Regions from separate parts of the Homo sapiens genome. Here region 1 is linked to region 2. A link is a contact called in ENCODE Hi-C data. All regions are on one chromosome and are shown on one strand. Each heading gives the region's core, a stretch centred on a gene start or an enhancer-like site at or near the end of the contact. The rest is flanking DNA. Distances are from core to core; before and after follow the strand shown. Region 1 holds the start of ESR1 (estrogen receptor 1). Region 2 holds the start of SYNE1-AS1 (SYNE1 antisense RNA 1).

What was found. Hi-C counts contacts between places; a loop is a spot of excess contacts on that map. Pooled maps may share reads with other maps.
Region 1: a loop to region 2 is called in a map of ascending aorta, with 4 times the contacts of the local background. The contact joins the promoter of ESR1 here to the promoter of SYNE1-AS1 in region 2. A Hi-C loop is called at or near these places in 1 of 168 maps with a recorded cell type or tissue (ascending aorta) and 5 of 50 pooled maps.

What each region holds. Positions count from the first base shown.
Region 1 is chr6:151,805,622-151,809,697 of GRCh38, forward strand. It overlaps ESR1 (estrogen receptor 1), which reads left to right and starts at 2,061. Exons shown (of 8, transcript NM_000125.4): 1 at 2,061-2,743. The coding sequence starts at 2,292.
Region 2 is chr6:152,378,949-152,382,935 of GRCh38, forward strand. It overlaps SYNE1-AS1 (SYNE1 antisense RNA 1), which reads left to right and starts at 1,582. Exons shown (of 2, transcript NR_120501.1): 1 at 1,582-1,645; 2 at 2,112-2,765. SYNE1 (spectrin repeat containing nuclear envelope protein 1) reads right to left here. Exons shown (of 146, transcript NM_182961.4): 56 at 2,058-2,414.

The DNA.
Region 1 (4,076 bases), core at 811-3,310, 570 kb before region 2:
CCAAGTGCCCTGCCTACTGGCTGCTTCCCGAATCCCTGCCATTCCACGCACAAACACATCCACACACTCTCTCTGCCTAGTTCACACACTGAGCCACTCGCACATGCGAGCACATTCCTTCCTTCCTTCTCACTCTCTCGGCCCTTGACTTCTACAAGCCCATGGAACATTTCTGGAAAGACGTTCTTGATCCAGCAGGGTAGGCTTGTTTTGATTTCTCTCTCTGTAGCTTTAGCATTTTGAGAAAGCAACTTACCTTTCTGGCTAGTGTCTGTATCCTAGCAGGGAGATGAGGATTGCTGTTCTCCATGGGGGTATGTGTGTGTCTCCTTTTTCTTTCAGGACTTGTAGGATTCTTTGTGCCATTTGCATATAATTTGGCAGGTTCACATTTTTTAAGAGCCCTATGAAGTGCTTTTTGCATGTGTTTTAAAAAGGCATTTGAAAATTGAAAGTGTGATTTATGGAAATTAAATCATCTGTAAAAAATTGCTTTGGAAAGTAATGATTGCTGGCCATAAAGGGAAATATCTGCGATGCACCTAATGTGTTTTTAACCCTTTATTTGCTGACAATCTATAGTCATTAATGCTAAACTCGATTTTGGCTTCAGCTACATTTGCATATTGTCCAACAATGGTCTATTTTTGTAAGAATTAGATAAAATGTATACTTGATATAAAATAGTCAAAAATGTAACTCTTAGTAACAGTAAGCTTGGCATTTAGATAGACCATGAACACTTCGTCAGATACTCTGTTGGGTGTTTGGGATAGCAATTAAAACAAAGTATTGATAGTTGTATCAGAGTCTATTAGGCTGCAGCAAAGGAAGTTTATTCAAAAGTATAAACTATCCAAGATTATAGACGCATGATATACTTCACCTATTTTTTGTCTCCTTAATATGTATATATATATATATATATATATATATACACATATATGTGTGTGTGTATGTGCGTGTGCATGTTTAACTTTTAATTCAGTTAAAAACTTTTTTCTATTTGTTTTTCATCTGGATATTTGATTCTGCATATCCTAGCCCAAGTGAACCGAGAAGATCGAGTTGTAGGACTAAAGGATAGACATGCAGAAATGCATTTTAAAAATCTGTTAGCTGGACCAGACCGACAATGTAACATAATTGCCAAAGCTTTGGTTCGTGACCTGAGGTTATGTTTGGTATGAAAAGGTCACATTTTATATTCAGTTTTCTGAAGTTTTGGTTGCATAACCAACCTGTGGAAGGCATGAACACCCATGTGCGCCCTAACCAAAGGTTTTTCTGAATCATCCTTCACATGAGAATTCCTAATGGGACCAAGTACAGTACTGTGGTCCAACATAAACACACAAGTCAGGCTGAGAGAATCTCAGAAGGTTGTGGAAGGGTCTATCTACTTTGGGAGCATTTTGCAGAGGAAGAAACTGAGGTCCTGGCAGGTTGCATTCTCCTGATGGCAAAATGCAGCTCTTCCTATATGTATACCCTGAATCTCCGCCCCCTTCCCCTCAGATGCCCCCTGTCAGTTCCCCCAGCTGCTAAATATAGCTGTCTGTGGCTGGCTGCGTATGCAACCGCACACCCCATTCTATCTGCCCTATCTCGGTTACAGTGTAGTCCTCCCCAGGGTCATCCTATGTACACACTACGTATTTCTAGCCAACGAGGAGGGGGAATCAAACAGAAAGAGAGACAAACAGAGATATATCGGAGTCTGGCACGGGGCACATAAGGCAGCACATTAGAGAAAGCCGGCCCCTGGATCCGTCTTTCGCGTTTATTTTAAGCCCAGTCTTCCCTGGGCCACCTTTAGCAGATCCTCGTGCGCCCCCGCCCCCTGGCCGTGAAACTCAGCCTCTATCCAGCAGCGACGACAAGTAAAGTAAAGTTCAGGGAAGCTGCTCTTTGGGATCGCTCCAAATCGAGTTGTGCCTGGAGTGATGTTTAAGCCAATGTCAGGGCAAGGCAACAGTCCCTGGCCGTCCTCCAGCACCTTTGTAATGCATATGAGCTCGGGAGACCAGTACTTAAAGTTGGAGGCCCGGGAGCCCAGGAGCTGGCGGAGGGCGTTCGTCCTGGGACTGCACTTGCTCCCGTCGGGTCGCCCGGCTTCACCGGACCCGCAGGCTCCCGGGGCAGGGCCGGGGCCAGAGCTCGCGTGTCGGCGGGACATGCGCTGCGTCGCCTCTAACCTCGGGCTGTGCTCTTTTTCCAGGTGGCCCGCCGGTTTCTGAGCCTTCTGCCCTGCGGGGACACGGTCTGCACCCTGCCCGCGGCCACGGACCATGACCATGACCCTCCACACCAAAGCATCTGGGATGGCCCTACTGCATCAGATCCAAGGGAACGAGCTGGAGCCCCTGAACCGTCCGCAGCTCAAGATCCCCCTGGAGCGGCCCCTGGGCGAGGTGTACCTGGACAGCAGCAAGCCCGCCGTGTACAACTACCCCGAGGGCGCCGCCTACGAGTTCAACGCCGCGGCCGCCGCCAACGCGCAGGTCTACGGTCAGACCGGCCTCCCCTACGGCCCCGGGTCTGAGGCTGCGGCGTTCGGCTCCAACGGCCTGGGGGGTTTCCCCCCACTCAACAGCGTGTCTCCGAGCCCGCTGATGCTACTGCACCCGCCGCCGCAGCTGTCGCCTTTCCTGCAGCCCCACGGCCAGCAGGTGCCCTACTACCTGGAGAACGAGCCCAGCGGCTACACGGTGCGCGAGGCCGGCCCGCCGGCATTCTACAGGTACCCGCGCCCGCGCCGCCCGTCGGGGTGGCCGCCGCGCCCGGCAGGAGGGAGGGAGGGAGGGAGGGAGAAGGGAGAGCCTAGGGAGCTGCGGGAGCCGCGGGACGCGCGACCCGAGGGTGCGCGCAGGGAGCCCGGGGCGCGCGGCCCAGCCCGGGGGTTCTGCGTGCAGCCCGCGCTGCGTTCAGAGTCAAGTTCTCTCGCCGGGCAGCTGAAAAAAACGTACTCTCCACCCACTTACCGTCCGTGCGAGAGGCAGACCCGAAAGCCCGGGCTTCCTAACAAAACACACGTTGGAAAACCAGACAAAGCAGCAGTTATTTGTGGGGGAAAACACCTCCAGGCAAATAAACACGGGGCGCTTTGAGTCACTTGGGAAGGTCTCGCTCTTGGCATTTAAAGTTGGGGGTGTTTGGAGTTAGCAGAGCTCAGCAGAGTTTTATTTATCCTTTTAATGTTTTTGTTTAATGTGCTCCCCAAATTTCCTTTCATCTAGACTATTTGATTGGAAATATGTCAGCTATGATGATGACTTTCTGGGAAGCGATTCCTGTCACCCGCTTTCCCCTCCTCCCCACCCCACGTCCTGGGGCTTTAGAGAGCGATTGGGAGTTGAATGGGTCTGATTTCGGAGTTAGCTGGCTGAGTCCGCGCTGGAGCGGATTGCTGGCATGTGACTTCTGACAGCCGGAAATTTGTAGGTGTCCCGCGAGTTTAAAACAAGCCATATGGAAGCACAAGTGCTTAAAAATAATCTCCTGCCAGCCCAGTGACAAGCCTGTCCCACCCGGGGAGAATGCCCCGGAGTGGCGTGCGGGTCAGCCAGGGTCTGCGCCTCGCAGCCACTGTGGAAGGAGCGCGGCCGGTCCAGGACACAGGAGACCACTTTGTGACTTCAATGGCGAAGGTTGTGTGTCCTCATTTTAATTTTTTTCCCTACAAGAATTGTTCTTTCTCCCTCTCCTCTCCCTCCCATTTTCTCTTGCCCAGTTTCTCCTTTTGTTTTTTGTTTTTTGTTTTCCTGATGGGCCTGCAGAGGGATTAGGTGGGCGCTTCTGGTGAACACCTTCCTAGGTGGCCACAGGACAGGTGTACCCCGGACTGGGTTTGGAAGCTTCAGGGCGCCACATGGCTGGGTCCTGAATTAGGCATTTCCCAACTGTACACTGGTATCCGGACTGGTGTCCCTATATCTTTCTGCCTTGTAAGCCGTGGACCAGTTTTTGTTCAGTATTCTGTTTCCAGGGATATTTATAGCAGAAGGAAGGGGACTAAAGTGCAGTTTGGCCCCAGAGGATACTGAAGGGCAGATTCTGGGGGTATTCAGTGTGCA
Region 2 (3,987 bases), core at 332-2,831:
TTTACAAAAATTCATCAACAACTAAACAATTTCTCTCTGAAATTCCAAACACTAAACTAGGACCAACTATTTTACACCATATGGAACCTTTTACTTAAGACAGAACATTGTAAGAACTAAAGAAACTTAGCATTCAACAAAAACATAAAAATACTGGAGATTCAAGTCAGTTACTTATGAATGGGATGACATTAAAAGTGAAAAGTTTTTGACCAAAACGTTACATTTAAAACATTTCTATAACTTCATCCTAAAGTATGTCAGTAGAGTCAATATATAAATATCAGCTTATGTATTTCTGATTCTGTTAAGTTCTAGAATGCATCTTTCCACCTTATACAGCTTAAGAAAATTATTTCCAAAGCTAATATCCCAAAGGATATTAAGATAAATGAGTTTCGCAAACATAGTAAATAGAATTATTTTTACAATATTATATTATATACTTTATAGATCATCTGTTTTTATGTTTTAAAGAATTTCTTGAGTATTGTCATCTAATTGCATAAAATAAATACTTTAATTCTTATTGTGATCATCAACAATGACAAGTCCTCCCTAAAAGCAAAACAATGCCCTAAGAACCCTAGCATATTTACTATTTTGTTAACATTTTCTTACATATTCATTGTGATAGAAATATCTCCACTTTTAGATAAAATGCCATTATTAGAAATAAAAGAAAACATGAATATTGAGAAGCAATGTAGCATTGTCATCAAAAGCATTGACCCTGGAGTCAAATCTGGAAGCAGACATACACAGAGGGCTGTCACATTTGAACTATTTAACACAACTGAAAACCCATATTTACTACTGCATTCTCATGTATATTTTTATAGGCCTCAACCATTATTTTTACTAATAATATCAACGTAAAAATAATGAACAGAATAGTAATGTAATCTAGGCACAGCCAAATCTTTCCTTTTTAAAAATTTCACTCTGTGACTGGAATAGAAAGAAAGGGAAAGAAAAAGGAACCAAGAAAGTGTAACTGATTTTTTCATATTATACCATGTAGAGCAATTATCAACTTCTTTGTCCCTCTGTGACAGAACTGATTTCTATGCTTTATTCTGGTACATAAATCTAAAGGACAGGAAATGGAACAGAATAACAAAAACAAACCCCCAAACCTAGAATCATTATAAATAGAGTAGCATAAAGAGGTAGAAAGCTTTATTTTATGGCATGCTGCATTTGTTTCAAATACTTGATTTAAAACCAGACACTGCTGGAAATACTACATGACTTTCTTACTGGCAGGAGCTATTTTGAAATGATTGTAATATAAATAGGAGCAGAGAAGTTTACTAAATTTCCTTTTAAGGACATCCATGAATCAGGGCATTATAAAACTGGAAATATTGAAAAGGCTTTCAAAGATACTGTTTAACAGTGAAAGAAACGAAGAAGAGGTTACACTCTTGCTCATTCTTCGGTCTCCCTTGTAGGCTTCCCTTTCTCACATTCTAAAGAAGCTGCCATTAGCTTCAAAAAAAAAAAAAAAGTCTCGGGAAGGTGACCAGGGAGGGTGACGTAGAGTTCTGTTAACAGGCTAATTCAAGAACAGCTGTCAAAACCACACAGAGGAGAGCTAATCGGGGAGATAACTATTTGCTGTGCTGTAGGAGATTACCAAGTGAGTCTTTTAAGGCTATAAATTCAATCATTTAGTTGTATGAAATAGTTAACTGGCAAGAAAACAGCTATGACTCTCTGTCTATTTATGCCCCTGCCCACAGGCCATTTTTCAGACTGAATGGCTGAATACAGTATTACAGACTCTTACACCATAGGAATGAAAGTAAAATGTCTCCACTAACAACAAATGTTTCCTACCGCAAATAATAACCCAAATCTTTATTTTTACAAAAGTTTGATATATAAGAAAAGGAAACAAATCAGACTTTGCTTATTTAATGAGATAAATACTTCTTCCAAGTGTGCATGTTGCGTGTTTTTAGTTAGCAAGATTTTTTTTTTAAGGAATGATGAAAGTCAAAACATTTTTTAAAGCATAACCACCAATAGAAAACAGGAAGCCAACTTACTTGTCCTTTGTGCCAGCATTCCACTATCTCCTCATCCGTGTTCTTGCCTTCCAGGAGGGTTAACTGCTGAGCCCAGGTTTTCAGAAGGGCACTGAACTGTTCCAGGGCCTGCTCCAGTTGAGCCACTTGGCCTGAGAATTCCTGCTCCGAAAGGGCCATCTGGCTGACCAGGTTCTCCAAACAGCTCTGCGTTTGGAATACACTGTCTTCCCACTGCTTCCAGTCGGCACGCAGGGCCTGCATCTCCGTGTGCATGAGCTCACACCCACTGGCAGTTGTGTTCTGTTTCACTTCGGGAGCCAGCGACTCCACTCTGCTGAGACGGCTTGCACCAATCTCTCTGGAATCTATCAGCTCCTGTAATGGAATATCACCATGGTAACTGAAGAGCCTGTGAGTCACTTGGACTGCAAGTTTTCAACTGTGTACACAGGGGGACCCTGTCCTGCCAGGAAGTTTTAACAAGTGTGCCACAAGGACCCAGAATCAATTCATCTGTCCACTCTTAAATTATAATAGCGGGAGTTGTCATCACGAGTGCCTAAGGCTTATGGCAAAAAAATCCCGAGAATCCTCAATATCCTGAAACAGACTAAACAGAGACCCTGAAATCAGGCATTATTCGCACACGTGAAAATGTTTAGTGACTCAAGTGTTTGCCTGTGGTGGATTGCTCCTGTGAATGATTAAACCCATATTTCCCTCAAAGTGGATGCTCAAGTAAATAAAGATCGTGGCAGAACTGTGTTCTGCTCACGGTCTCTATACTCAATTCATCTTCTTCAACAGGGTGGTGGCTTAAATCACACTTCCATTCTACTAGGAATCAAGCAGACTCATCACAGCAAAAGAATGAGCCCTACTCGATTCCAAATACCTCAATACTAAGTAAACATTTTTGTAGCATATAAAATGAATAATTCATTCATAGACTGACTTACTCAAAAGTTTAAAGTAACCTCTAGACTGAGTACATTTATTAGTATTTTTTTACCTTAAAAAAGTCACTAGAAATTTAACAGTTTAGCTATAGCCAAGTTAACAATTTAGCTCGATCTTAAAGCACACAAATACTGTAAAGGAAAACAAGATAAAATTAAATCACATTGTTAAATTGATATAATTGCAGCATTTCTGAGAATAGATTCTCTTACTAAAATTTTTCTTGGTGAAATAATCATCCGATGTTTATATATTTACATATCTATTGCTAAAGGCAGGATTTTGTTAATATTATTACAAAATTATGACTTTACTACCGGATTAAATAGAAATAAAAGATAATCAGGCACAAAAATGTTCAAGAAGAAAATCAATGACCAATTAGCAAGTAAAGAAACATTGGAATGTTAAGTATGAAGCATGCTTAATAAATTATGTTAAGCATAAAGTATGTCTTAACTAGTCTATATAATATAGTTTGCATCTCATTAAATTAACTTGAAATAAATATATCTGTTCATAATTATATACAATAGAGCCATATTTTAATATAGATCATTTGAAAGTATTTAGTATTCAGTTGTGCAGTAGTCTAAATTACAATGACATGAAAACCCTTACACACAGCATGATATGTATATTCAACCTTCTCAGCAGCAGGATTCTAAAAACCATCACTGTTTATTAGTGTGTATAGTAGTTATTTGATGAAGAAAAAAATCTAACTTTTTAACCAGTGCTATGTCTAACTAATAGACCTTAATACTTGTAATTATTTTGCCTTTGTGAGCAATTTCAAATTTGAAGTTTCCCAAAATACTCTCTTATGCTTTATCCCAATTTTCCTTAGCATGAAAATGGAACACTTCAATATTTGCAATCAGAAATCTAGTCATTCAGAATTTGAATAAGGACATCATCATTGTCAAGAGTTTTGAAATGGCTTTTGCATATATTTTCTTATCTTGTATTTACATTTTTAAACATA